Linked DNA regions of Mus musculus: region 1 is linked to region 2. A link is a loop called in an ENCODE intact Hi-C map of the cell type or tissue named here. Cell type or tissue: left cerebral cortex. All regions are shown on one strand. Links, peaks and the distances in the headings refer to the core of each region. The heading gives the core; the rest is flanking DNA.

The links. A loop is a pair of places that touch in the nucleus more often than their neighbours do. Peaks named below come from ENCODE experiments on the same cell type or tissue, not always from the same donor. Only the 100,000 strongest peaks of a DNase experiment are listed, where the experiment ranks them.
Region 1: it touches region 2 in a loop (5-fold over the local background); 10 of 42 quality-filtered maps call a loop at or near these places.

Annotation. Positions count from the first base shown.
Region 1 is chr11:85,889,285-85,892,184 of GRCm38, forward strand. It overlaps Tbx4 (T-box 4), which reads left to right. Exons shown (of 9, transcript NM_011536.3): 2 at 776-979; 3 at 1,573-1,667. The coding sequence starts at 779. Among named protein-coding and RNA genes, the nearest start is that of Tbx4, 4.4 kb to the left of the region's middle. RefSeq lists an enhancer at 2,055-2,900. In left cerebral cortex, for the core only: no CTCF peak of the experiment used is centred there; a DNase peak (open chromatin) is centred at 1,447.
Region 2 is chr11:85,832,446-85,835,345 of GRCm38, forward strand. Tbx2 (T-box 2) reads left to right here and starts at 170. Exons shown (of 7, transcript NM_009324.2): 1 at 170-1,056; 2 at 2,175-2,442. The coding sequence starts at 662. RefSeq lists a promoter at 1-695. In left cerebral cortex, for the core only: no CTCF peak of the experiment used is centred there; a DNase peak (open chromatin) is centred at 1,603.

The DNA.
Region 1 (2,900 bases), core at 219-2,718, 57 kb after region 2:
CCCTGAGGCAAGGCCAGACTCTGTGAAATGGACCTGCCTTACTGGACTAGTGGTTAGCTAACAAGGTTTTGAATCCTTTGGCCCAAGGAAGATTTCTTTTTTGGAATTAAAGAGGGAATGTGTGAGCCAGCTTGTGCGAATGTGAGGACAGGTTGGGGAGCCCCCTGGCAGAGTTCAGGGTCTGGATCAGAGGGACCCCAAGAGAGAGGGCGCTTCTTGGCTGAGGAGAATGTGGTGTGAGGTTAGAAGCCTTATTCCGAGAACCTGGAATAAGCAGGCCTGAAGCACCACAGTTTGGGGTTGGGGCCCTCGGATATGGGGCTGCAGGAACCCGGTTCCTAATTTCAGGCCTAGGTCTCCTCTCCTGTAAGTCCCAGGAGTGTCCTGGATACCCTGGGCCAAAAGTGAGACCCTAGCTATTTCTGAATGGACAAGAAGACCCAGGCCTTAGACTGTAGTTGAAAGAGGGAGGGACCCCGAACGAGCTGAGACCATGCCTAGAAGGCGGTCTTTCTTCAAGACCTACTCCTCATACAGCCCCAAGCCTTGGGGGCAGTCAGACCTTAAACTGCACGTAGACCCTCCCCGGTCCAGAACCTGAAGGGAGGAGGCTAGTGTCCTGCCCTCCAGCATGCTCCCTCCCCCAGCTCAGAAGGGGGCGGGGTCCACGTGTGCAGGGGTGCCCACTCAAAGCCTGGGGGACTCTTCACAGGGCCACAGGGCCTCTAGCCAGTGTGGATCTGGCCGAGTAACTCGGCGTGTGCTGTGCCCGCAGGAGATGCTGCAGGATAAGGGCCTGTCCGAGAGCGAGGAGGCCTTCAGGGCCCCGGGCCCAGCTCTCGGGGAGGCCAGCAACACTAGCACCACCAACGCCCCCGAACCCGCGCTGGCCACGCCGGGCCTTAGTGGAGCAGCGCTCAGCAGCCCACCGGGCCAGGGCGCCGACGTCGCCGCCGCCGCCGCTGCCGCCGCGGAGCAGGTAAGGCCATTGGGCTGTCTGCTTGTGCTGGACCCGTCCTGGATCGCAGACTGGACTCCTGGGGTCAGAGTCTATTGGCTCTTAAATTCTCTACGGGGCATGGGTCTTGCTTTCGAGGGAGAGCCCTTCTCACCTCCAACCCTCGGGGCTGACTCTGCCGCAGCCCAGGTAGGGAGATCTTTGCTTCAGGGGACGAACCCAAACCAATGTCCAGCTCTGAGGACCCCGAGAGGGCGAAAGCCAGGGAGGGAGACAGACAGGAAGGCCATAGAAGCGGCACCGAGGCGGCTTTGGAGCCGCTACCCTGCACACGACCACAACCTACACCTTCCGAGCCTTTTTCGGTGTCCCTCGGGCCAGCAGTGTCGCCTCTACTCCTCTGTAGGCCTATCCGTAGGTGAAGCCCCAAAGGAGGGAGTTTGAATCTGACTTCCAATTCGCCAACGGTTCAAAATAATTTTGTGAAACGAAATCTTGAGGAGTGGGCTCTGGGGCAGGCAAGATCTGCACGCTTGGTTGGTCTATGCAGGCTCCGCGTGGAGCCCAGCCGTGGGCCAGCTAGACAGACCAGTTTCCCTCCCTCCCATCCCCAGACCATCGAGAACATCAAGGTGGGGCTGCATGAGAAGGAGCTGTGGAAGAAGTTCCACGAGGCAGGCACGGAGATGATCATCACCAAGGCCGGCAGGTCAGCCGGGGAGCGTGCCGTGGGGAGGGCGGCAGGTGGGCAGGTCACCCGGGGAGAGTGACACAGGCAGGGCGGAGGTGGAGGGCGGAGGTGGGAGCCAGGAGGATCTGAAGGGGCTGGGGTCCTCCGGGTTGCTGGTCTGGGGATCACTGGGAAATTTATCTGCCACTGGAATCCCCGCACCACACCCTACAGCAGCGGTCAGGGCCCTCAAGTGTTTTTACACCTTCTGAGGACCCGGGAGTGGGGAGGAGGTTGTGAAGGCTCAAAAAGAAAGGCTATATTATGCTGATGGCAAAAGCTGATGCAAATAAGGGCAGCCACAGCCCAGGGGCCACCTGCTGGGATGCTTGCCCTCCGGTGAATTTCTCTGGCCTGATCTGCTTTCCGCTGATAGAAGGGATGATGAGGTTGTGTGTCTCAATTGCCCTAACTTTTTGGTAGCTGCGTGAACCCCAATATACTTATCCCAGGGCAACACCCTCCTCAGCCTAGGGGAAGGCGCCGGCGGTTCTGTGTGTTGCTGGGGAACCTCCCTAGCTCTCAGCGGCTGCCAGGGAAGGGTGATTTATAAAGTGGAAACATCTTTAAAATGCACTAGTGTCTGTGGGAGAGAAGAGGGAGGAGAGGGTGAGAAGAGAAAGACAGAGCAGTGTGTGTGTGTGTGTGTGTGTGTGTGTGTGTGTGTGTATGTGTATGCTATGCTCCAGTAGTCACATGCCTGTGAGTGTGTGTAAAGCAGACATTGGCTGTGCTGCAGTTTCTGACATGGGACAGTAGTGGCCCAATAGAGCAGTTGTCAGGTGAAGGAGAAGGCTACAGACACAGGAGAGTTAAGGTTTAGGAAACTTGTTGGTCCTCAGCCCTTTCTGCATCCATACACTTGGTTTTGGTCTCTAGGGACAAGTTAGATGAGAAACGTCCATTCCCTCAGAATTGTTGTTTGGAGAAAGAAGATGGTAAACCATCAAGGAACAGAGTTATGAAGTCAGACTAGAATGTAGGAAGAGTGTTCTCTTACCAACTCAACTGTTTCCATCTGTGCAACCCTCAGATAAGAGCCATAGCGGTCTCTACCTGCTTCCATTTCACCCACAAGAGAAAAGGTCCCACATCACTCAGCTGCCCATAAAGCACTTGACAAAATTTCGTTTCAAAAGAAACCAGGGCTTGTTTTGTGTTGTGTGCACGGTGCACAGGTGCAGGGGGTCCCTGGCAGGCATTGTGAACTTG
Region 2 (2,900 bases), core at 243-2,742:
CCGGGACCCGGGCGCCCCCTGCCTCAGGCCCTTACGGCGGGTCAGATCGGTCCTCTGCGCTTTCCAGCCCTCGCCCAGGCAGCGGCGGGCGCGGGCGGCGAGGTGGGGGCCAGGCCAGGGGGAGGGGTCTCGGGGCCCGCTGGCCCGTCATTGGTTAATATTTTATTCTGTTGACATGTTTTCTTACTGCTGAGGCTTCCGACACCTTCTCCCTGGCCTCCCCTCCCGTCCAGAGCTTGGCCTGAGCTGTCAAAACCCCGCCCCCGGAGACCCACAATTGGTCCAAAAAGCGTAAAATCAGCAATCAAGGGGGGCCTGGCTCGTTAGCGCAGGGGATCCGAACAGGGCAGGACATGTGAGATAGTCACAGTTTTCCAGAGATCAGGACAAGATCTAACCAGTCGCGCGTGGTCCCCGGCGCCGGAGCCGGCCAGCCCAGCCCAGCCCAGCCCAGCCCAGCCCCGCGCAGCGCCCCCTCCGCCCCCGCGTCCAGAGCCCTGCGCCCCTTGAGGTGCGCGGGACGGGGAGCCGGGAGAAGCCGCTGCCGCGCCCGCCGCCCGGGCCGTCCGTCCTCCGCGCGCGCCGCCGCCCGGGCCGGGGGTCCGAGGCGCGCGCCCCCGGCCCCGGCCCCGGCTCCCAGGAGCCTGGGCCGGATGTCCCGATGAGAGAGCCGGCGCTGGCAGCCAGCGCCATGGCTTACCACCCGTTCCACGCGCCACGGCCCGCCGACTTCCCCATGTCCGCCTTCCTGGCGGCAGCGCAGCCCTCCTTCTTCCCGGCGCTAGCGCTGCCGCCCGGCGCGCTAGGCAAGCCTCTGCCGGACCCGGGCCTGGCGGGGGCGGCGGCCGCGGCAGCAGCGGCGGCGGCGGCGGCCGAGGCGGGGCTGCACGTCTCGGCACTCGGCCCGCACCCGCCCGCCGCGCATCTGCGCTCGCTCAAGAGCCTGGAACCCGAGGACGAGGTGGAGGACGACCCCAAGGTGACGCTGGAGGCCAAGGAGCTGTGGGACCAGTTCCACAAGCTGGGCACCGAGATGGTCATCACCAAGTCCGGGAGGTAGGACGGGCCGGGCGGGCGGGCTCGGGGACCGCACAGCACCCACCACCACTGGGTCGATGCTCTCTCGGATTGCCCCCGCTCCGGCCCTGGCGCCACACTCCTTTCCACAGACAAGCAAGCTGACTTTTTTTTTTTTCCGTTTGGCTCCGGAGCGAATTAAAAAAGAAAAAGAAAAGCAAACATCTCTCGATTGAAATAAAACGAAAACACGTTCCTAAAGAATAGTCCCAACTGTTCTGAGTCTCAAAGCCCCGGAGACTCTGGCGGGTCTCCACAGCCCCTTGCGGTCTCACTGTTTTTTTTTTGTTTTGTTTTGTTTTGTTTTGTTTTGTTTTTGTTTTTGTTTTTTCCGTCTCCTGGACGGTCTGGAAGTTCCTAAGAAAAGGGATCTTTCCCGGATTCTCCGCTCTGATCACTGGAGTCCATAGTGGGACTAGCATCCCGCCTCCTGCTAGCTCCAGGCTGACCACTTGGTTCCGGCAGAGAGTTGTCCAGCCCACAGCTAGGCCTTGGAGAGAGTCTTGCTTGTCCTTGGAGCTTGGAGCACTGGACCAGCCACCTCTTGAGGCCTTAAAGCCAGAAGAAAAATAAAATCCCCAATCTTCCCAGCACTCCAGTCTCTGAAAGTCCAGGCCTCAGGTTCACCCTGTTCCCCCGAAATTCTAGGCTAGGGTTCCCTGATTAAGCCTCTAAATCGTTTCTCCCAGACAAAGACCTTGATAGTTTATTTCTTCAAGCCCTGTCCCAAGAGTTTATTTCCTCTCTACGAATTTCAAGGCAATTCAGAAAAGCCTAGTGTATCTCTAAAGGGCCTAGTTTCCTTTCCTGGGCATCAACCCTCATCTTAGATCAGAGTGGAGGAAAGGTCTCCAGACTGAGTGCAAAACGCATCCAAAGCTTTACAAAACAGGCTCTGGCCGGCAGAAATAGGATGTCTTGGGAGTAAGAAGCACAGGCTGGGTCTTTCCAGGTAGCAACACAGCACAAGTGGAGGACATTGTGACAAATTATGTAGATAGGGAAGCTTCAAGTAGGATGTCATGTCATTGTCGGGAAGGTAAAGGGACAAAAAAGAGCCGGGTCCCAATGGCATGTCCCCCTTCCCTCCCTCCGAGGCGGATGTTCCCCCCCTTCAAGGTGCGAGTCAGCGGCCTGGACAAGAAAGCCAAATACATCCTGCTAATGGACATCGTGGCTGCCGATGACTGCCGCTATAAGTTTCACAACTCCCGCTGGATGGTGGCAGGCAAAGCCGACCCCGAGATGCCTAAACGCATGTACATCCACCCGGACAGTCCGGCCACAGGGGAACAGTGGATGGCCAAGCCTGTGGCCTTCCACAAACTGAAGCTGACCAACAACATTTCTGACAAGCATGGCTTTGTGAGTGTGGGCAGGTTGGGAAGGTGTTGAGAGCCCAGGGGCCCCCACAGTCGAGTGGGTAGAAGGAAGCTAGAGGATTTCTAGAGGGGAGCATTAGTTGAACACCCCCCACCCACAGTGCCCCTGTCTGTGGCCCAGGCAAACTGGGCCTAGGCTTCCAGAGCCCTGTTCTGCAAGCCTGAGGAAAAGTATGTCGACTGTTTGTGGAAAGCTCCAGGCTGCTCTCAATCTCAGTTTCTTTCTAACAGAATTTTGAGAGCCCCTCCTAGAATCAAGGGTGAAGCAGGTGCTGTAAGGAATGGGTCAAGCCGCCCGAGTCCTGTGGAGGTCACCCTGCTAAGGACTTGGAGATATGCAGCTTGGACACCTGCTTGTCTCCTGTAGCTAACCCTTACCCTATGGTGAGGGAATCCAGACATTAAATCTGCTCTCCTCCAGCCTTCTGGAGATCTCTGCTC